3 separate regions of the Homo sapiens genome follow, and all the other regions are linked to region 1. The links are chromatin loops, found by intact Hi-C in ENCODE. Cell type or tissue: endothelial cell of umbilical vein. All regions are shown on one strand.

Region 1 (8,000 bases):
CCTGTGGTTTTGTTGTCATATCCATGAAATCATTGTCAAGATTAAAGTCTTAGCCAGAGCAATTAGGCAAGAAAAAAATAAAAAGGCATCAACATCAGCAACAAAGAAGTAAAAGTGCCCTGGTTTGCAAATGACATGATCTTATATAGAGAAAACCTTGAGGACTCCATAAAAAACTGTCTAATAAATGAATTCAATAAGTTGCAGTATACAAAATCAACATACAAATATCTGACCACGTGCAGTGGCTCATGCCTGTAATCCCAGCACTTTGGGAGGCTGAAGCGGGAGGATCCCTTGAGGCCAGGAGTTCAAGACCAGCCTGGGCCACAAAGCAAAACCCTTTCTCTACAAAATAAACATAAAATATTAGCCAGGCATGGTGACACAGGCCTATAGTCCCAGCTACTCAGGAGGCTGAGGCAAGAGGATTGATGGAGCTTAGGAGTTTGAGGCTGCAGTGAGCTTTGATTGTGCCACTGCACTGAAGCCTTGGCAACAGAGTGAGACCCTGTTTCTAAAAATATAAATAAAAATTAAAAATAAAAAAAAATTAAAAATTATCCTTCCAGTAAGAAATAGCTTATGGTAGAAGAAAAAAAATCAGTTGCTTTTCTGTACATTAACAATGAACCATCTGAAAAGGAAATTACAAAAACAATCCATTTTCATTATCACCAAAAAGAATAAATATCTAGGAATAAACTTAGCTGAGGAGATGAAATGGATGTATACTGAAAACTATAGAACATGAATGAAAGAAGCTAAGACACAAACAAATGGAAAGACAGCCTGCATTAGAAGAGCTACTATTATTGTTAAAATGTCCATACTACCCAAAGCAATCTACCAACTCAGTGTAATCCCTAACAAAATCTAAATGGCATTTTTATAGCAATAGAAAATACAATTTTAAAATTCATGTAGAGCCATAAAAGACCATGAATAGCCAAATCAATCTTGAGAAAGGACAAAACTGGAGGCATCACATTTCCTGATTTCAAAATACAAATCTAGAGTAATCAAAACATTATGGTACTGACATAAAGACGGACATACAGATGAACAAAACAGAATAGAGAACCCAGAAATACACCCACACACCATGGTCAGCTGATCTTCACAAGCATTCCAAGAACATACAACAGGAGAAGGATAGTCTCTTCAACAAATGGAAATTGGAAAACTGGATATCCACATGCAATCAACTGAAATTAAACCCTTATCTTAAACCATACATAAAAATTAACTAAAAATAGATTAAAGGCTTAAAACATAAGACATGAATTTTTAAAACTCCTAGAAGAAAACATAAAGGAAAAGCTTCATGACTTTGTCGTTATATTGACTTAACATATGTAGTCATAACAGTGAAGTTGAATTTTCAGAAACTTCACGCTGAAGCTATCATTGATGTGATTCATTTCAATTTACCCTGGTTTTTTAAGCATCTACTATATGCAATGATCTGGGCACTGCAGGGGATCCACTGCGGAATAGAATCAACCCCACACCTTAATAATGTCATGGTCTAGTGGTGAAAGCAGGTAATGACAATACAAGGTGATTAGAACCATAATATCAAGGAGCTTTGGATATGATATTTGATGGTATTAAGGCATTATTAATTTTGTGATGTGTGATAATAGCATGGTGATTATGTTAAAACAACCCTTATTGATTAAAGACTCAATTCATTTTCTATTGCCACCATAACAAATTACCACAAAACTGACGACTTAGAACAGCACAAATTTATTCTCCTAAAGTTCTGAAAGTCGGAAGTTTGAAAGAAGTCTCATAGGTCTAAAATAAAGACATCCACATGGCTGGTCCTTCTAGAGGCTCCAGGTGTGAATCCATCCTTGGCCACTTCCAGCTCCTGGAAGCTGTGGCCAAGATTCCTTGACTGGTGACCACATCATTCCAGTCTATTTCCATTGCAAGTGTCACATTGCAGGTCTCTGATTTTGGTCTGCCTGCCCCTTCTTCTAAGGATCCTTGCGATTACATGGGTCTCTCCTAAATCACATCTAGGATGATCCCCCATCTTAAAGTCTTTAATCACATCTGCTGATGGGTTATATAAGGTCTCCTCTTCACAGGTACTTTATCTTAGATGGGGGGTGTTGGGAGGACACTTTTTTTTTTTTTTTGAGACGGAGTCTCATTTTGTCGCCAGGCTGGAGTGCAGTGGTGCAATCTCGGCTCACTGCAAACTCTGCCTCCCGGGTTCAAGCGATTCTCCTGTCTCTCAGCCTCCCGAGTAGCTGGGACTACAGGTGTGCGCCACCACGCCCGGCTAATTTTTGTATTTTTAGTAGAGACGGGGTTTCACCACGTTGGCCAGGATGGTCTCGATCTCTTGACCTCGTGATCCTCCCGCCTCGGCCTCCCAAAGTGCTGGGATTACAAGCGTGAGCCACTACGCCCAGCTGGGAGGACACTTTTTGAACAGGAAAGCAGAAATGCTTATCAGATGTAATGGTTTTCGAAGTTATTGCCTTAGAGTTTCTCTAGAACAATCCATATTTTATAGGACACAATTGTAGCCCAGAGGAAAATCTCACTTTGTAGCAACGTATCTTGGCTTCTAAGAAAAAAAAAAAGGCCCACAAGGGTTTATTTTAAAATATGGTGAGGGAAATCTTGCTTTTGAAGAACCAGGCCTATAGCTAGTGGACCTGGCATTTTCCCAGGGTTTCTGGACTCTCACAAGCTCACAGTTCATAAGTTCTCTGAGGAAGGATTTCCACCTCGCCATAGGCCCAGCCGTCTCCCCTTCCCTCTAGCTGAGGACCGGAGTGTCCGCAGGGCGGCGCCCAGCGCCGGGGTTTGGTTCCTTTTACCTCCCGGTGCCTCTGTTCCTTAGCTTCCAGCCTTTCTTCTCCCTGGCTTGCTTGGCTTTCTCAGGTGAGGGTACATATTTCTTTTGTCATTTTGCACAGAAAATGTAAACGTTTCCTACTCTAAAAAGATCACCTTTAAAATTTGCTTATAACAACAATAAGATATTCCCACAATTTTTTTTCTCTAAATGCTATTACTGCAATATAAAAACAAAAAAGGAACAAGTTCCTGAAGGATTTCATTTTCACGGATGCAACTGTAATTATTCATGTGACCAGAAGATGGCAGTACAGCATTAATAACAGTGGCGCATCCCTTAGAACAAAATGGCTTATTCAATTTTTTGGAGCTTGGTAGACCTAGCTACTAAACAAATATTAACGGATCTGCTACTAAGTGCAAGGGTCTTCTGGGTTGCATTAGTTAATAAAAGAGACAAAAGCTGCTCTAATGGAGGGTGCTAAACTAAACTTGCAAGCACAATTAAGAAGAGAGAATTGTCCCAGTCTTGTCTTTTAAAATTTCATCTCACTGCTCCTCATTCATTGAAAGTCACATTTCTGAGAGAAAATATTATAGCAAAAGGAAGGAAGGAAAACAAAATACAACAAAATTCTCTTATAAATGAAGATACTTTAAAAAGGCAAAGTGACTTGCCCAAACACACTGGTAATGATTAGCTCCAAGTCTGTTGACCAATATTTTCTCTATCCGTGGTACCACACTGATTCTCGAAATCACAAATTCAGGGATTAAGAATGCCAGTCCTTGCCCCATCACTGACCCCTTTGTGGGATCTTAAGCAAATTATTTAATTACTTTTATGTAAAAAGTAAGGCATTGGACTAGGTAAGTTCAAGCATTTTTACCAAGGGAATGTTTTTTCCTTTTTTTCTTTTTAAGACTCTTATTCAGAAGTTCAAAACCTAAAATAATAAAGGAAAATGCTAGAGTTGAAAGAGACGTTTTCCTCTTGAGTTTCCTCCTTTCTCCCCTAGAATCTTAGGTTTCCTCAGAGCACAGTTTGTAAACTATCAGACTGGGTGATCTTGTAAACACCTTTCAGCTCTGAATATTCATTATCCCTCAAGTTCATTGAATTAATTGTGAGATAGCAATACCCTCAAAAGTGATTACTGTTTGGTAAAAAACAAAAGCAACAACAACCAAAAAAAAACTAAATCCTGAAGATGATGACAAACTGGAATAGTCAATTGTTAAGAACAAAGAGAAACTGACTTTTAAAGCATTTTCAATATTTTTCAACACGATGCCTCTGAATAATGACATTATCTTCATGCTTTACAGGGCCCTTAAACACACTCAGCCAGGTTTCCGCTGTGAACATCCTCTGGCACATGCTCTCAGAAATGAGAAGGTTGCCTGTGGAGAACGCTGTGGCTCCCCTGCATTTAGGCAACAGACTTTTGGCTGTAGTAAGTGCCAAAAGCCAGAGGTGGTATGGCTTATGCTGCACCATGGTGTATTGGGCCAAAGAGCTCTGGAAAACCGTTCAACCACATGGCCATCAGCAGTGATGGGAAGGGCAACTTAAGGTCAAAGGACTATGGGAGGGTGTCTAAGATGGGCCTTAGAATTAGTCTTCCTGGGTTTGCAACAGAGCTCCAACACTTTTGACAAGTTACTTTGGTTTCTAAATTTTAATTTTGGTTAATAACATTACTTCCTAGGAATGAGAAGACCTCATAGGGCAAATAATAGCAGTGTATGAACACCAAGTAAAAGTTTCTGTTTTCTTTCACAGGATTCCTGCAAATATCTCCAGGCTGGGTTCCTCATCGGTCCTCCACCTTTCAATCCATCCTCCACACAACAGACTGAATGACCTTTAAAAGATATGTCAGATCTCATCGCTGCACTTTTAAACCTTTCAATGACTCTCTCTTGCACTTCCAAGAAAATTCACATTCCTCACACTGACCTACAGCCACTGCATGATCTTCCTTGTCCACTCTCTGACTTTATTTGGCACTCGATGACCATATTCCAGCTGCACTGGCCTTCTGACAGTTCCTGGAATAGCCCAAAACTTTTCCAGTCTTTAGAACTCTTGTGTGTACTTTTTTCCCTTTCCCAGAACACACTGTCATTTCCTAAAGTCTCAGCTAAAATATTTCTCATCAGACAGGTCTTCTCTGACCACCCTGTCTAAAGTATCAACAATAAAGTAAACCTTATTCTTTAGCATAGGGGTTGGAAATGTTTGACCTGTAGGCCAAACTGGCCCACCATGTTGTTTTTATATATAAAGTTTTATTGGAAAACAGCCATGCTTATTCATTTACGTATTAACCATGACTGTTCTGGTGTCACAGTGGCCAAGTTGAATAGTTGCATAGTTGCAAAGCCTTTTATCTGGCCCTTTATAGAAAAAGTTTATCAACCTCTGATCTATCAAGTAAGCATGCACTCCCATTAGCATTTCTTCATTTCTGTTTATTCTCCAGTACCTTCAGGTAGTTGCTTTTTAAATTGTTTAAGTTTTATAGTTGTTTTCTTCAGAGTAAGTCATCCTGTGGAATCTTTTTTCCATTATACCCAGAAGCCAATTCTAGTTATTTTAAAAATTCTGTTCAATAGTTCCAATATCTGAAGCATCTCTAAGTCTTGTTCTATAGTTGATTCATCTATTGAAAGTGGGTCATTTTCTCCTATTTTTAACTTTATATATCTGGTATTTTTTACTGAATGTCTAATATTATGTGTAGAAGAATGATGAAAACTGAGGTAAATAGTATTTACACGTAGTAATAGGTACCAGTTACCATTACTGGTTGTTACTGTGGTAACAATGGTTACCACATTTCTGTCTGCACAAAAGTATGGCGGGCTGTGTCAATGTAGTCAATAGTTATGTGGAGTTTGGTATTTTATGTTGCTTTTGTAACCTGTACAACACAGTCTTCAAAATCCTTGACAGGATATTTCTGTTGCCTTGTGTCTTGTGAGCATCTCGTGCAGGCCTGTGGAAACAAGCCTGCACATAAGTGTGAGCTCACCTTGCATGAGCTTATGGTTATTTTAAGTTGATATGCTAGCTTACACTTGGCTTTTAGTATGTTTTCTAATTTTTAGCTAACTTTCTCTTAGTTTGTTTAATGGCAGCCGCCTTTCTCTCATGTTCTGTCAAAACTGAAATAGTCCTTGGACCCCATCTCTCCTCAAAGATTCTTGTCACCCTTTGGAATCAGTTTGTTTATTTGGCTTACAATCCCAGCTCTCTGATAGGATCAAGAAAAGGTAGAGTTTTATAGATTATCTGCATTTTCTCATAAGTAGAGTGACATTCTTGTGCAGCTTTCTAATCAAAAGCAGAATGCCAGAACCCACATTCTAGAATTTGCCCTCCTTTCAAATGGGCAGAGACGAAAACATAATTTATGCCAGTAAGGTTAAAAAAGCAGCATGGCATTGTAAATTGACAGTTGGTGCTATAGACTGAATGTTCTCCACCCCCACCCCCCTGCCGCCCCAACCAAATTCATATGTTAAGTCTTAATCCTCAGGGTGATGATATTTGGAGGTGGGTCCTTTGGAAGGAGATTAGATCATCAGGGGAGAGCCCTAATGGATGGCATTGGTGCTTTTATGAAAGAGGCCACAGAGGGCTCCCTCCTCCCTCCTGCCATGTGATGACACAGCAAAAAGATGTGACTTATAAAACAGGAAGCCGGCCCTCACCACACACACCAAATCTGCTAATGTCTTGGTCTTGGACTTGCAGCCTCCAGAACTGGGACCATTAAATTTCTGTTGTTTATAAGCCACCCAGTCTATGGTGTTTTTTCATAGCAGCTCAAATGGACTGAGACAATTGGGTAGTAAATTTGTGTAACCAGTCTAAGAAGGATTTTAAAAATATGTAGAAAGGGTCTTACAGTCTGATCGTTTTGACCTAATATTTCTACTTCAAGTGATCTAATCAGAGGTGCTGACAAATATTCTTATAGAAGGATATTCACTACAATATTGTCTATTTATTTTAATTGACAAAAATTGTATATATTATTTATAGCATGTTGTTTTGGAACATGTATACATTGTGAAATGGCTAAATCAAGCTAATTAATATAAACATTATCTCACATAGTTACCTTTTTTGTGGTGAGAATAATTGATATCTATTCTTTTAGCAATTTTTGAGAGTACAATACATTGTTATTAATGATAGCCACCATGTTATACAATAGCTCTCTTTATTTCTCTTGTCTAACTGAAATGTTGTATCTTATGAACAATATCTCCTCACTCTCATCCTTAGCCCCTGGTAACTCTACTTCTATGAGTTCAAGTTTTTTAGATTCTGCGTATAAGTGAGATCATGTAGTATTTGTGTCTCTGGACCTGGCTTATTTCACTTATCTAAAGAGCTCCAGGTTAGGATCTCCAGGTTTATCCATATTGTCTGAAGTGACAGAATGTCCTTATTTTTTTGAGGTTGAATTATATTTCATTGTATATATATACCACATTTTCTTTATCCATTCATTTGTTGACGGGCACTTAGCTTAATTTATTGTGAATAATGCTCCAGTGAATATGGTAGCACACATATCTCTTCCATATATTGATTTCATTTCCTTTGGATGTACCCAGTGGTGGGTTTGCCATATCACATGGTAGCTTGATTTTTAATGTTTTTAGGAACCTCCATACTGTTTCTCGTAATGACCAAGCTAATTTACATGCTGAACAACACACCACACTATTATGAAATAATGGAGACAAACTAGATAACCGACAGTAGAAAAGTATTTTTAATCCATTGAGATCCAACCATATAAAGAAATATTACGCAAATATTAAAATACTTCAATGAAGAATATTTATTGAGACAACGATCATAATATAATGTTAAATATCAAAACCAAAACTATATATATAAATTTTATATATACATATATATACACACACACATTCAGTTTTGTTGGGATTTACTAATAAACTTTGAAATTAAGTTTTTTTGGCGTGTATATATATATTTTTGTGTATGTGTATATACATATATATATATATACACACACACACACAGAAAAACTTTATATATATATATATATATATATATGTATCTCACTGGTGCCTATAAGTTTTTTTGTGGAGAGAGATATATATATATATATCACTGGTGC
Region 2 (8,000 bases), 860 kb after region 1:
TGAATTTAAGAGCTGCTGACAGTTACCTGAAAGTTTTACTAGTCACTTGGTCTTGTTAGCTAGTAAAACCTCCAAATCTAAAGAGGAAAGAGGCATGTCTATAAAATTTTATAGGGAAAAATGTAGTGTTAGCAAAAAATATATATTAGGGAAATTTGTCCTCATTAACAACACAATGCTGCCTTAGTTAGCTAAAGGGACCTCAAATTAAATAGATACATTATTAAATGTAACCAATCTCCTTTAAAGTCACCCAGATCTCCACTTTCTATGTGGGTGCAGTCACCTGGGAGAGGTCTTACTACCATTCTGCTAGAGCTCTATCTAAGCAGTGTGTGATGCTCCGGCCACCTTGACTCACCAGTGGCTGTCACGGAAAGTCTGAAAGTGGCAAAGAGCTACAAGCAGTAAAAGATAATATTTCGTGGCTGGAAAAACTCTTTTAACCTGTGATTTGATTTCTCTTTTGTTTCCATTTATGGCAGAGCCTCCATCTTGGCAAGGCACGTAATCTTATCCAAGCTGTGCAAAACCTGTCCAAAGTGTATGTACAATAACATAAAAATTGAAAGGTGGAAAAAGCGCCAGCACAGACATGTAGTGATTGAGTCCTGCATGAAAATACATCCAAAGGCAAGATGGTTTGGAGATTTTAGGAAGCCCTGGCTCTTTCCTCTGACACAATCACAGCATTCTAGACATCCCCAGTAAATGGACTCTGTGACACAGACATTGAGCACCCTGCTTTGTGCCAGACACCCTGCCAGGAGCTCAATGGAATCAGACAAATAACGCACAGTGAGTGCATGGTTACTGTGCATGGTTACTGAATCAGACTTTTGTGTGTGTGGATCCTCTAAGATTGTATGTGTCAGGGTATTAGCCAATGTTAAATGGCGCAGAGGAATTTGAGGGTTTCTTTTCTCATCAGCTTTTGATTTTAATCAATGTTCTATTAGAAAAAGTATCAACATTTTTAATTCTGTTCAGGCCACAGCTTGGGGAACAAGACACTAATCTTTTAATAATGTTCCACCTGTTCAATGGAAATAGTGATCTTTCTCCATTAATTTACAGAAGTATTTAGTTACTTGACAAAAATATTTTGAGAACAAAATATAAACCTTTCTCAGCTTCTTGGAAGAAAAACTGTATTTAAACTTAAACGAATGTGTCCAATATATGTTATTCAGGAAGTACTTAAGTACCTGCTTACACTTGACTTGATTGATTTGACAGTCATTTGGCCACAGTTCTACTACTTCTATGAGAGGATGACCTGAAAACCACTAGAGAGAAATATCCACTCTACATTAATAGAATACTGCTTTTTAGCAGCTTTGAATGAGGAGTTAAAAATGAATAATGAAATTAAGGTTTTTTGAATGATTTGTTTAATTTATGCCATTCTTTTAAGTAACATAAGATTGACTAACTTTTTTTAAAAATTCATTTTAGATATGAAAATTAAGTTTATGTACCTAGGACCATCTAGTTAGTTCCACAAAGACAGATGTTTTGTGCCAAGTAAGTATCATCCTCATTTACAAGAGGGGTCACAAACTGCTGGCCTCCCCCAACTTCTACCTATCAAGTTCTGTTAGGCCTACATCGTGGAATTTTTGTTTTTGAATCAGTATTTTAAAATTGGGTGATTTTGGCTGGGCGCAGTGGCTCATGCCTGTAATCCCGGCACTTTGGGAGACTGAGGCAGGTGGATCACGAGGTCAAGAGATGGAGACCATCCTGGCCAACATGGTGAAATCCCATCTCTACTAAAAATACAAAAATTAGCCAGGCATGGTGGCGTGTGCCTGTAGTCCCAGGTACTCGGGAGGCTGAGGCAGGAGAACTGCTTGAACCCAGGAGGCAGAGGTTGCAGTGAGCTGAGATCATGCCACTGCACCCCAGCCTGGCAACAGAACAAGACTCCATCTCAAAAAAAAAAAAAAAAAAAATAGGAGATTTCACATGAAGGCCAGATTTTCAGCTTCTTAGGAAATATTTTAAGATCTGGAACACAGAGCCCACTGTTCTATTCTGGTGACAATGGTTTAGAATAGAGTATCAGTTATCCCTTGGCTGGGCACGGTGGCTTACACCTGTAATCTCAGAACTTTGGGAGGCTAAGGTGGGCAGATCACTTGAGCCCAGGAGTTCAAGACCAGTCTGGCCAACATTGCAAAACTCCATCTCTACTAAACATACAAAAATGAGCCGGGCGTACATGCCTGTAATCTCAGCTACTTGGGAGGCTAAGGCACGAGAATCGCTTCAACCTGGAGGCAGAGGTTGCAGTGAGCCAAGATCGTGCCACCACACTCCATCCTGAGCCACAGAGTGAAACTCTCAGAAAAAAAAAAAAAAAACAGAAAGAAAAGAAAAAAGAATTGAGTATCAGTTATCCACTTTAGATGACTAACTTTCCCTCGTTCTCACCTGGCCACTTTACTCAGTCACATTAGCTGCCTGATTCTGTTAGCTGTTGAGTCAAAAACTACTCACTAAAAGCAGTGTGTTAGGATGAATTGAGGACATGGGAGTACAGTACTACAATCCTGAGTATTTCACATCAGTTACTATACAATCCCCCAAGAAGAAGGAAGATTGCATTGGAGCCACCCTCCTTTTTCCATAATGGTTTTTAATAGCTCAACTCTGTCTACTTGGGTAACTTATGTTAGCTACAACTTCAAGATAAAAATCACATTATTGCAGAATCTTACTGCTGAAAGAGAGATTGGAAATCATCGAAACCGACCCTTTCCTTTCACCAAAAGTAACTGAGGCCCCAAAATCTTAAGTGACCCTCCAGAACAGGTGATGGCAGAGCCAGTGCCTTCTAACTGATGTTCAGTCCAGTCTCCAAATTTCCCCTTTGTATAAGAATACCAGTTGTATTTGATTAGGGCCCACCCTGATGACCTCATTTGTAAATACTTATCTCCAAGTAAAGTCACATTCTGACTTTAAAACCACATCCTGGGGGTTAGGATTTCAGCATATGAATTTGGAAGTGGGGGACAGAGTTCAGCTCATAATACTTCACTCTCTCCCCACCAGAATACATGTCCTTCACCCAATGAAAATATTCCATCCCAACAACCCCAAACGTCTTTCAGACATCAACTCTCAAGTCCAAAATCTCATCTTAAATATCATAAAATTGGGTATGCGTGACACTCAGGGTATGAGTCATCCTGAAGCAAAATTGTTCTCTAGCTGTGTGTGAACCTGGGAAACCAGACAAAAAGTTATCTGCTTCCAAAACAGAATGGTGGGACAGGCATAGAATATACATTCCCATTCTGTAAGGGAGAAGTTGCAGGGGGAAAAAAAAAGAAAGAATCATGGTTCCCAAGCAAGTCTGAAGCTAGCGGGGGAAATTCCATTCCATTTTAAGGCTTGAAAATAATCCTCTTTGGCTAGATGTTCTGTCCTCAGGGCTCACAGGGGAGGGGATGCATAGCCCTGCCTTCCAGGCACAGGGTCACAGGAGCCCCACCCCCACAGCCCTGGGCAATAGTTCTACCCTCTACAACCAAGGAGGAGCCAGTCGCTGAACCATCTTTGAAGCCATTGGTCCTTCATTTCATCCTGTCTCTGTCCCTTTCAGTCCATGCTGTCAATGTTTCTGCTGGTATAAAATTCTCAAAAACCTTATTGGCCTCCCATGCAAGTCATGGGGGTCCAAGCAGTCAGACAAGAGGGCACTCCGCGGATCTTTTTCAGATAACCACCTCTCTATTTCTGGCATCTACTGTGGAGGTTGATTGGATCCGTGAGTCACGTACCTAATTTCGTTAGCACATGGCTGTCCAGCCACACCCTTGGCATTCTCTCCCAATCTGAGGTACTGAGAGTTAAGCACTTCGATGTAGCAGTTTGGCGGGGTGGAGCGCGGGGGGGGACACAATTCACAGCTGAAATATTTCTTTACTTAAGCTAAGACTTTATCCCAATTTTGGTATATCTGACCAGTCTTACTAAAGCTACATTTTGTAAGACCAGAAATGAGTCTTTTCAAAACCAAAAGGTTGGTGTGAGGACAGAGAAAGTAGGCAAGCGGGGAGACAGGAGACGTCTATGTGTGCAGAAACCTGCACCTCTTCTCCTCCAGCTACCCGTGCAGGTCATTTCCCCCCAGGCCCATCCAGGTCTAGCGATGTCCCAGCACTGCCCCCTGGTGGAGCCCTCCACCGGCCTGCAGGAAGGGCATGTGACTGACTCCCTCAGCGCCCTGCAGTCTTGTCCCCTCTGGTCCCAAAAGTGTATCCTGCCTTCGCTTTGCGATAGGTTTCTTCCTGCCCTTTGCCTGGAAATTTTATCTCTGGTTCTTGCAAACATTATTTACAGCTGTCTAATTTTTTCTGTCTACCTCACAGCTGCCAAACTAAAGTAGGTGGGAAGCCATTTTCCCTCTCTAGGTCAATGAATACCCCCCGTTCTCCACCCGCGCTTTTGAAGATTCCAGCACTGCTGCCAAGTCAACCCATCTGCAGGAGAACGCTTTGGAAAAAACAGACTTTAAAAAGAAAAGCAAACTGCTCTTAGCCCCTGATAGCTTCTCCACAGGAGAGGGAATATGGACAGAGCTGAGGTTCAAGACACATGTGCTGTTTGAGCTGAATCTGTGCTGTTTTCTTCTTTCCGTGGTTACCCAACAACGAAGGCGTGTTGTACCTTCTTGCCTTCAAACCTGTTCCTCCTCCCGTCAGATGTCCTTACTCCTCAATTTGAAGTTTTCCTTCATAGGATTTCTGAGAAGGACTTTGGAAAAAGTGCTCCAGATCTCTGCCAGTTCCTTAGCCATGAAAACCAAACATAAAAGATCATCTGGGGACATTCATTCAGAGCACGTTACCCACATTCCACCACCACTACTCTGACAGCACAAAACATATACCAGGAGCTGGGGTTATGTGGTGGGGGAGTCCTTCCTATTGTAAGCCCTAACATTATGACCCTCTGGGGTTAAATTTTATAATTTTCATATTGTGGAGTCCCATATTTTGTTCTGCTTTCCACTAGTCCAGGCTTCTGAGGTCTTCTCTGTGTTCATTGCTTATTAATTTTATTCAGCAAAGATTAATTGAGCTCCTGCAATGAGACACACACACTATGTTAGGTGCTGGGGAACAAAATAGGGAAGGGCCCTACCCTCAGAAAGCTTGCAATTTATGAAAGAATACTAACAAAACCTGCAAAGTGGTATTTTAAGTTATTTTGTTTCATTTTTGCTATTGAAACAAAGAAACTGAGAATTTGGTATGATTCAAAAAATGTTTAGGTACAAGAAAAAGAAAAAAGCAAGAAGCACTTGCCAGATTTAACTATAATTCCTAAAAATGATGAACATTTTCATCTTCAGGAACATGAAACATCATCGACTATTCTCTACAGACAACAGGCAAAGGTTCTTACTGGTCCAGTACATACAAGTCCTTCAGGAAGAAAAACATGATTCTACCAGGATTGGGTTGAATAGAGAGAGAATTGCAGTTTAAGATTCATGAGTATGGAAATAAACAGCTCTTATGGCTAATAAACTCTCTATGAACTTTAAAAAGAAAACAAGAAAAAAAAAAGCATGGCTTTTTAAAATCCAAAGTCCTTGCCTTAGGAAGAGACAGGACTAAAGTAAAAATAAATGAAGTCTGTTTGAAACTCATGAGTTGCACACCTCATGTTGCCAGAAGCTGGTTTAAAAAGCAGTCTAGCTGGGATTTCCATGCAAACTCAGCAAGTCATGAATCAACTTGAAGCCTTGTCTCCCAGAGGCCATAGGAGCTGGGTGTGTCCCAGAGATGCTGTGTCCTGATTCTGTGGAAAGGGTGGGGAAGAGAGGTCACTGAGGATGTTTCTGGAGAAAGTTGTGCATGGCTTTCCTTCTTAGCTAGGAGGGAATAGGGGGTGTGTCAGGAGGGTGAATGGGAGAAGTGAGGGCAGATGAGTGGATGTGTGAGTAGTGTTAGCAAGCCAGATTAAACAAACTGCTTGTGGTTTAATCTGATGCTCAAATAAAACACTTTGCCTGTATTTCTAGGTATGGAAGAAGAGAAAGAAAAGCCTAAATTGGAATGAGATCCAAGTCTAAACGCAAGAGCTAGATTGAGCCGCCATTGAAGACTCCTTCCCCTCGGGCATTGGCAGTGGGGGAGAAAAGGCTTCAAAGGAACTTGGTGGCATCAGCACCCCCCTCCCCCAATGAGGACACCTTTTATATATAAATATGTATAAACATAGAATACAGTTGTTTCCAAAAGAACTCACCCTCACTGTGTGTTAAAGAATTCTTCCCAAAGTCATTACTGATAATAACATTTTTTCCTTTTCTAGTTTTAAAACCAGAATTGGACCTTGGATTTTTATTTTGGCAATTGTAACTCCATCTAATCAAGAAAGAATAAAAGTTTATTGCACTTCTTTTTGAGAAATATGTTAAAGTCAAAGGGGCATATATAGAGTAAGGCTTTTGTGTATTTAATCCTAAAGGTGGCTGTAATCATGAACCTAGGCCACCATGGGGACCTGAGAGGGAAGGGGACAGATGTTTCTCATTGCATAATGTCACAGTTGCCTCAAATGAGCACCATTTGTAATAATGATGTCAATTTCATGAAAAGCCTGAGTGTATTGCATCTCTTGATTTAATCATGTGAAACTTTTCCTAGATGCAAATGCTGACTAATAAAGACAAAGCCACCCTGAACCTGACGTCTGCATTGTGCATCTCAAAATCCTAACAGCATTAGTATCTCCTTTTCATTTTTATTACCTGTTGAAAATGGGTTTACTGAACCTGGTTCTTTCCTATAATTTTTGGATTTTAAAAAATGTGAATCTTTTTGATAACTCCAAAACAAATTTTTTTTTTCTTTTTTTCCAGATGGAGTCTCACTCTGTCGCCCAGGCTGGAGTACAGTGGCGTGATCTCAGCTCACGGCAAGCTCCGCTTCCCGGGTTCATGCCATTCTCCTGCCTTCTCAGCCTCCCGAGTAGCTGGGACTACAGGCGCCTGCCACACGCCCGGCTTATTTTTTGTATTTTTAGTAGAGACGGGGTTTCACCTTGTTAGCCAGGATGGTCTCGATCTCCTGACCTTGTGATCCACACGCCTCGGCCTCCCAAAGTGCTGGGATTACAGACATGAACCACCGCGCCCAGCCACAAAATTGTTTTTAAAAAAACTATTTTACAAAATCTTTGACCGTAATTATTTTTAAGATGAAAAATATGTTATATAAATTATAAAATGTTACTTAACACAAATATAAGTATTGATTGCCCAATGTTGAGAGAGATCAACAAATGATATAAAACCATTCACTCCAAAATTATAATTACATTTTAAAATTAAAAAATGAAAAGCATTAAACTTTTTAATTTGAAAAAAATTTAAACTCAAAAAGTTAATTTAAAATTAGTTACATTTAAATGTAATTAAATGCTAAAAATCTCTCTTCCTTCCGTCTCTCTGTCTCTCTCTTTCTCCCACACACATTCACTCTATATGCCCCCCATTTCTGAAAGCAAAATTGATAGAAATATAGAATGCATCTAGCAGCATTACCATATTAGTTTCCTAACTCATGGAGCTGGGACTTTTAAGTAGGAAAGTCAAGCAGAAATCCACCAAAACAGAAAAGCACAGCAATACCACATCCTTGGAATGACTGCTGCAGTTAGTACAGGATCAAAGACTTGAAGGATCCAGAGTTGGTTTCCATCACAACTACATGTATCTTACCTGTCTGACCTCTATTATGGGTTACATTGTGGCACTGTGTCCCCCTAAAATTTATATGTTGAACCCGTAACCCCTAGTGCCTTAGAATATGACTGTTTTTGGAGACAGGGCCTTTAAAGAGGGGATTAAGTTAAAATGAGGCCATTAAAATGGGCCCTAATCCAATCTGAGTAGTATCTTTGTAAAAAGGGGGAATTAGGACACACAAAGGGACACCAGGAATGTACATACACAGAGGAAAGACCATGTG
Region 3 (8,000 bases), 240 kb before region 1:
TCATGTCTTTTGCCCACTTTTAAATGAGGTTGTCTGGTTTTTCTTGTAAATCTGTTTAAGTTCCTTGTAAACTCTGGATGTTAGACCTTTGTCAGATAGATAGATTGCAAAAATTTTACCCTATTCTGTAGGTTGTCTGTTCACTCTTTTACTGTGCAGAAGGTCCTTAGTTTAATTAGATACCATTTGTCAATTTTTGCTTTTGCTGCAATTGCTTTTGGTGTTTTTGTCATGAAATCTTTGCCTGCACCTATGCCCCGAATGGTATTGCCTGGGTTTTCTTCTAGGGCTTTTATAATTCTGGGATTTACATTTAAGTCTTTAATCCATCTTGAGTTGATTTTTGTATATGGTGTAAGAAAGGGGTCCAGTTTCAATTTTCTGCATATGACTAGCCAGCACTTCCAGCACCATTTAGTAAATAGGGAATCCTCTCCCCATTGCTTGTTTTTGTCAACTTTATTGAAGATCAGATGGTTGTAGGAGTGCAGTCTTATTTCTGAGTTCTCTATCCTGTTCCATTGGTCTCTGTGTCTGTTCTTGTACCATTACCATGCTGCTTTGGTTACTGTAGCCTTATAGTATAGTTTGAAGTCATGTACTATGATGCCTCCAGCTTTGTTCTTTTTGTTTAGGATTGTCTTCGCTATACAGACTCTTTTTTGCTTCCATATAAATTTTAAAAAAGATTTTCTAATTCTGTGAAGAATGTCAATGGCAGCTCAATGAGAATACTCAATGAGAATAGTATTGAATCTATAAATTACTTTGGGCAGTATGGCCATTTTCACCATATTGATTCTTCCTATGCATAAGCATAAAATATTGCTCCATTTGTTTTTGTCCTCGCTGAATTCTTTGAGAAGTGGTTTGTAGTGCACCCTAAAGAGGTTCTTTATGTCCCTTGTTGGCTGTACTCCTAGGTATTTTATTCTTTTTGTGGCAATTGTGAATGGGAATTCATTCATGATTTGGTCTCTGCTTGCCTGTTGTTGGTGTATAGGAATGCTACTAATTTTTGCACATTGATTTTTTTTATTATACCTTAAGTTCTAAGGTACATGTGCACAACATGCAGGTTTGTTACATAGGTATACATGTGCCATGTTGGTTTGCTGCACCCATCAACTCGTCATTTCCATTAGGTATTTCTCCCAGTGCTATCCCTCCCCCTGCCCCCACGCTCCAACAGGCCCCGGTGTGTGATGTTCCCTGCCCTGTGTCCGTGTGTTCTTGTTGTTCAACTCTCACCTATGAGTCAGAACATATGGTGTTTGGTTTTCTGTCCTTGTGATAGTTGGCTTAGAATGGATGCTTTCTAGCTTTATCCATGTCTCTGCAAAGGACATGAATTCAACCTTTTTTATGGCTGCATAGTATTCCATGGTGTATATGTGCCACATTTTCTTAATCTAGTCTATCATTGATGGACATTTGGGTTGATCAAGTCTTTGCTATTGTGAATAGTGCCACAATAAACATACGTGTGCATGTGTCTTTATAGTAGCATGATTTATAATCCTTTGAGTATATACCCAGTAATGGGATTGCTGGGTCAAATGGTATCTCTAGTTCTAGATCCTTGAGGAATTGCCACACTGTCTTCCACAATGGTTGAACTAATTTACACCCCCACCACAGTGTAAAAGCATTCCTTTTTCTCCACATCCTCTCCAGCATCTGTTGTTTCCTGACTTTTTAAATGATCGCTATTCTAAATGGCATGAGATGTTATCTCGTTGTGGTTTTGATTGGCATTTCTCTGATGACCAGTGATGATGAGCATTTTTTCATATGTCTATTGGTTGAATAAATGTCTTCTTTTGAGAAGTGTCTGTTTATATACTTTTCCCACTTTTTGATGGGGTTATTTGTTTTTTTCTTATAAATTTGTTTGAGTTCTTTGTAGATTCTGGATATTAGCCCTTTGTCAGATGAGTAGATTGCAAAGATTTTCTCCCATTCTGTAAGTTGCCTGTTCACTCTGATGATAGTTTCTTTGGCTGTGCAGAAGCTCTTTAGTTTAATTAGATTCCATTTGTCTATTTTGGCTTTTGTTGCCATTGCTTTGGTGTTTTAGTCTTGTAGTCTTTGCCCATACCTATGTCCTGAATGGTATTGCCTAGGTTTTCTTCTAGGGTTTTTATGGTGTTAGGTCTTACATTTAAGTCTTTAATCCATCTTGAGTTAATTTTTGTATACGGAAGGGATCCAGTTTTAGCTTTCTACATATGGCTAGCCAGTTTTCCCAGCACCATTTATCAAATAGGGAATCCTTTACCCATTGTTTGTTTTTGTCAGGTTTGTCAAAGATCAGATGGTTGTAGATGTGTGGTGTTATTTCTGAGGCCTCTGTTCTGTTCCATTGGTCTATATATCTGTTTTGGTACTGGCACCATGCTGTTTTGGTTACTGTACACTTGTAGTATAGTTTGAAGTCAGGTAGTGTGATGCCTCCAGCTTTGTTCTTTTTGCTTAGAATTGTCTTGGCTATGCGTGCTCTTTTTTGGTTCCATATGAACTTTAAAGTAGTTTTTTCCAATTCTGTGAAGGAAGTCAGTGGTAGCTTGATGGGGATAGCATTGAATGTATAAGTTACCTTGGGCAGTATGGCCCTTTTCATGATATTGATTCTTCCTATCCATGAGCATGAAATGCTCTTCCATTTGTTTGTGTCCTCTTTTATTTTGTTGAGCACTGGTTTGTAGTTCTCCTTGAAGAGGTCCTTCACATCCCTTGTAAGTTGTATTCCTAGGTATTTTATTCTCTTTGCAGTAATTGTGAATGGGCACCCACTCATGATTTGGCTCTCTGTTTGTCTATTATTGGTGTATAGGAATGCTTGTGATTTTTGCACGTTGATTTTGTATCCTGAGACTTTGCTGAAGTTGCTTATCAGCTTAAGGAGATTTGGGGCTGAGACGATGGGGTTTTCCAAATATACAATCATGTCATCTGCAAACAGAGACAATTTGACTTCTTCTTTTCCTAATTGAATACCTTTATTTCTTTCTGTTGCCTGATTGCCCTAGCCAGAACTTCTGACACTATGTTGAATAGGAGTGGTGGGAGAGGGCATCCTTCATCCTCGTCTTGTGCCTATTTTCAAAGGGAATAATGCTTTCAGTTTTTGCCCATTCAGTATGATATTGGCTGTGGGTTTGTCATAAATAGCTCTTATTATTTTGAGATACATTCCATCAATACCTAGTTTATTGAGCATTTTTAGCATGAAGGGCTGTTGAATTTTGTCAAAGGCCTTTTATGAGGCTAGCATCATCCTGATGCCAAAGCCTGGGAGAGACACAACAAAAAAAGATAATTTTAGGCCAATATCCCAGAAGTACATTGATGCAAAAATCCTCAGTAAAATACTGGCAAACTAAATCCAGCAGCACATCAAAACGTTATCCATGACAATCAAGTTGGCTTCATCCCTCGGATTCAAGGCTGGTTCTACATATGCAAATCAACAAACGTAATCCATCACATAAAAAGAACCAATGACAAAAACCACATGATTACTGCAACAGATGCAGAAAAGCCCAAAAGCTTCTTAAGCTGATCAGCAACTTCAGGAAAGTCTCAGGATATAAAATCAATGTGTACTGGGCATGGTGGCTCATGCCTATAATCCCAGCACTTTGGGAGGCCAAGGCAGGCAGATCACCCGGGATCCGGAGTTAGAGACCAGCCTGGCCAACATGGCAAAACCACGTCTCTACTAAAAATACAAAAATTGGCCGGGCATGGTGGTGGGCACCTGTAGTCCCAGCTACTTGGGAGGCTGAGGCAAGAGAATTGCTTGAACCCCAGGAGGTGGAGATTGCAGTGAGGCGAGATCAGGCCACTGCACTCTAGCCTGGGTGACAAAGCAAGACTCCATCTCAAAAAAAGGAGTCACTTCCAAGATGGCCAAATAGGAACAGCTCCAGTCTGCAGCTCTTAGTGAGATGGAGGGCAAGCTGAAGTAGGGCAGGGCATCGCCTTACCCAGGAAGTGCAAGGGGCTGGGGGATTTCCCTTTCCTAGCCAAGGGAAGCCGTGACAGACTGTACCTGGAGAAATGGTACACTCCTGATCAAATACTGCACTTTTCCCACAGTCTTAGCAACTGGCAGAATAAGAGATGCCCTCTCGTGCCTGGCTTGGCAGATCCCATGCCCACGGAGCCTTGCTCACTGCTAGCGCAGCAGTCTGAGATCAACCTGCAATGCTGCAGCTTGACAGGGGGAGGAGTGTCTGCCATTGCTGAGGCTTGAGTAGCTCACAGTGTAAACAAAGACGCCAGGAAGCATGAACTGAACAGAGCCCACCACAGCTCAGCAAGGCCTACTGCCTTTATAGATTCCACCTCTGGGGGCAGAGCATAGTAGAAAAAAAGGCAGCAGACAGCTTCTGCAGACTTAAATGTCCCTGTCCGACAGCTCTGAAGAGAGCAGTGGTTCTCTCAACATGACGTTCGAGCTCCGAGAATGACAGACTGCCTCCTCAAGTGGGTCCCTGACCCCCGTGTAGCCTGACTGGGAAACACCTCCCAGTAGGGGCCAACAGACACCTCAAACAGGCAGGTGCCCCTCTGGGACGAAGCCTCCAGAGGAAGGATCAGGCAGCAATATTTGCTGTTCTGCAGCCTCCACTGGTGATACCCAGGCAAACAGGGTCTGGAGTGAACCTCCAAATGAGTCTTTTGAGAAGAAGGAGCACATATTATTCGAGGTGTGTTTAATACAGTCACAATTTACCTTCTCAGGAAAGTCTTAGTGTTTAGGCATTTAAATTCTTATACTACTTGGGGAATGTATTAGTCAGGGTTCTCTAGAGGGACAGAACTAATAGGATAGATAGATAGATATAAAGGGGAGTTTATTAAGTATTAACTCACTTGATCACAAGGTTCCACAATAGGCCATCTGCAAGCTTGAGGAGCAAGGAGAGCCAGTCCGAGTCTCAAAACTGAAGAACCTGGAGTCCCATGTTTGAGGGCAGGAAGCATCCAGCACAGGAGAAAGATGTAAGCTGGGAGGCTAGGCCAGTCTCTCCTTTTCCCTTTCTGCTTTATATTCACTGGCAACAGATTAGATGGTGCCCACCAAATTAAGGGTGGGTTTGCCTTTTCCAGCCCACTAACTCAAATCTCAAATGTTAATCTCCTTTGGCAATGCCCTCACAGACACCCCCAAGACCAACACCAATCCAATCAAATTGACACTCAGTATTAACCATCTCAGGGAAGATGAATAATCCTAGAAACTTGAATTCAGTCCTAATGAAGTGTAAAAAGCTTTAGTAGTGTTGATGAAGGTGATCTAAACTCTTTGATTCACAAACTCTTAAAGAAGGAAGGGACCTCAAAGATGATATTTTCCAGTCCTTCCATTTTACAAAGGATGGACCTGAGACCCAGGAGAGATGCAGTTATTTACTCGGGATCACACAGCTGGTTAGTGAAAGAGTAAAAACCAAAACACCTCTGACTCTCTTCTTATATCACGTTCTGAAGACTATTTCAAAATGATTCAGCTGGCTAAGCACATTTTGAAATTTGACATTTTCCTCAAAATACATGTGTAAGTCCAGCGGGGATCATTAATTGATTAGTCAATTCCTTCATAAATATTCACTAATTATTACTCTAAAATGCCCTCAAAACTCCACAAAAGTACAAAGACGTATATCACTTCTGCTTACAGTTTCCAATCTCCCTAGAGCAGTAAGAAACATACACATAAAAAGATACCTAATGTCCCAAGATAAAATGTCAAATTGAGACGATGTGTAATAACATGTCAAATTGAGACATTGTGTAATAACATGTCAAATCGTATGATAAAATGTCAAATTGAGAGAGAAAATAACAAGGGTGTAGGCTATCACTGTGTCCTTAAAAATGTCGAAGAAGGCTTTGTAGAGTAAGCAGAGCTTGAAGATACTCGGATTTTCCTGGCATTATGGAAACTCTAACTCTTGCTGTACAAGATGATTTGCATGACTTGTAGAAAAGGGTCTGTACTCTTTTTGCCATTCCCAGGGCAATAACAGAGTTTTAATTCTTGATGTCTCCTTAAACAAGAGGTTCTTAACCTGGAAAAGGGTCTATGATCTTGGATAGGATAGGGGAAAAAAACGTATCTTTACTTTTTTATATCTAGCTGAAATTTGGCTCTTTCTTTTCTTTCTTTCTCTCCCCTCTCCCTCCCCTCCCCTCACCTCCCCTCCCCTTCACTTCCCTTCCCTTCCCTTCTTCCCTTCCCTTCCCTTCCCTTCCCTTCCCTTCCCTTCCCCGACTGAGTTTCACTCTTGTCGCCCAGGCTGGAGTGCAATGGCATGATCTCAGCTCACTGCAACCTGTGTCTCTCAGGTTCAAGTGATTCTCCCACCTCAGCCTGCCGAGTAGCTGGGATTACAGTCATGCACCACCATGCCCAGCTAATTTTGTATTTTTAGTAGAGACGGGGTTTCTTCACGTTGGTCAGGCTGGTCTCGAACTCCTGACCTTAGGTGATCCGCCCGCCTAGGCCTCCCGAAGTGCTGGGATTATAGGCATCAGCCACCACGCCCAGCCAAAATTTAGCATTTTCTGCAATTATGAATATAAACAACAAACCACAGTAGTATTAGCAATTTCTGTGACCATCATCAATAGAAATTAATTACAGATATTTTCAAACCTCATTACAGTCATTGCAGAAAAATAATTTATGTTCATCACTCTTTTGAACATATGGGCATTGTTAGATCTGTTCTAGATCTTGTTATTTAAAGTGTTAATAAAGACAAGTATTTATTATTATATCAAAAACTTGGCTTTTAATATATTTTTATTACTGATTTCCACATAATTATTTTATCTATATAGTTCTGCTAGGTAAAACAATGGCCAACAAAGAAGCCTACACCGTAATCCCCAGTACTTGTGAATATGATCTTATAAATGGCAAAAGAGACTGTGTTTATAATTAAGGTAAGGAAACTGCTGGGGAGATCCCACCAGGTGGGGAGACTATCCTGAATCGCCCAGATGGGCTCATCTAATGTGTTTACAGAAGCAAAGAACCTTTCCCAGCTGTGATCAAAGAGGGCTATGGAAAGGAGTTGATCACCTTTGCAGCCTTTGAAGATGGAAAAAGAGGACCATGAGCCAAGGAATGCGGGTGGCCTTGAGAAGCTGGGAAAGGCAAGGAAACACAGCCTCCCTTAGATCTTCCAAAAAGGAATGCAGCCTTGTCAACACCTTAATTTTAGCCCAGTAAGACCTCTATCAGACTTCTGACCTCTAGAACTGTAAGATAAATTTGTATTCATTCCCCGATTTGTGGTATTTTGGTACAGCAGCATTGGAAAATGAGTATACTTTATTTTACTTTATCCATTTCAAAATATTATTCTGAGAAACTTCACCAGACAAAGCTGCTCAGGCACAAAAAAATATATAGTTTTTAAAAAACCCTGCCTAAGTAGTGTATGCAGCTGTACTTACAAGGAAAACCTTATGTAATTTGACATTGACACCAGTCAATGTCTAGTGGGACCTAAAAGGAAAAACTCTATTTGTTTTCACAATTATCCAGACGCTCCAGTAAAAATTTTTGTAGCAAAATCACAAGTTAAGTTCTCACTCAAGCTTGGCTTTTCCCTCGACTTTCTTTCTCAGTGGTTCTTATTTTTTCTGGCTTCCACCATTTCCAAATTTGGATTACATTCATATAGGCAATTCATTCATGCAGGAATGAGAGCCAAGGGAAGAGTGTTTTTAATCCTTGTGATTGACATTATTACTTTATGAGCCTTCAAATGAACCCAGCAGTTACTAATATATCATGCTAGGGAATTGTAGGAAAATGATAACCCAATAAAGAGGGCATATGGCAAAGGAACCGTGTTTCCCCTTCTCGAGGGTGATTGGGTCTCTGGAGATTTCTTGATTGGCATTCTCGGGATCAATTACTTATCCAGTTACAATATGTTAATGCCAAAACAATTTTTACAATAGTTTTAATT

What was found. Hi-C counts contacts between places; a loop is a spot of excess contacts. Peaks named below come from ENCODE experiments on the same cell type or tissue, not always from the same donor. Only the 100,000 strongest peaks of a DNase experiment are listed, where the experiment ranks them.
Region 2: it touches region 1 in a loop (5-fold over the local background); 8 of 110 quality-filtered maps call a loop at or near these places.
Region 3: a loop joins it to region 1, with 3 times the contacts of the local background. A loop is called at or near these places in 2 of 110 quality-filtered maps.

What each region holds. Positions count from the first base shown.
Region 1 is chr6:142,471,791-142,479,790 of GRCh38, forward strand. No RefSeq gene overlaps it. Among named protein-coding and RNA genes, the nearest start is that of ADGRG6, 170 kb to the left of the region's middle. In endothelial cell of umbilical vein, a CTCF peak has its summit at 3,099 (motif pointing right); a DNase peak (open chromatin) is centred at 3,021; H3K27ac peaks cover 364 bases.
Region 2 is chr6:143,333,593-143,341,592 of GRCh38, forward strand. AIG1 (androgen induced 1) reads left to right here. Exons shown (of 6, transcript NM_016108.4): 6 at 6,047-7,466. The coding sequence ends at 6,084. Among named protein-coding and RNA genes, the nearest start is that of ADAT2, 110 kb to the right of the region's middle. RefSeq lists an enhancer at 1-574. In endothelial cell of umbilical vein, a CTCF peak has its summit at 4,187 (motif pointing left); no DNase peak of the experiment used is centred here.
Region 3 is chr6:142,228,353-142,236,352 of GRCh38, forward strand. No RefSeq gene overlaps it. Among named protein-coding and RNA genes, the nearest start is that of LINC02919, 28 kb to the right of the region's middle. In endothelial cell of umbilical vein, a CTCF peak has its summit at 4,305; a DNase peak (open chromatin) is centred at 4,299.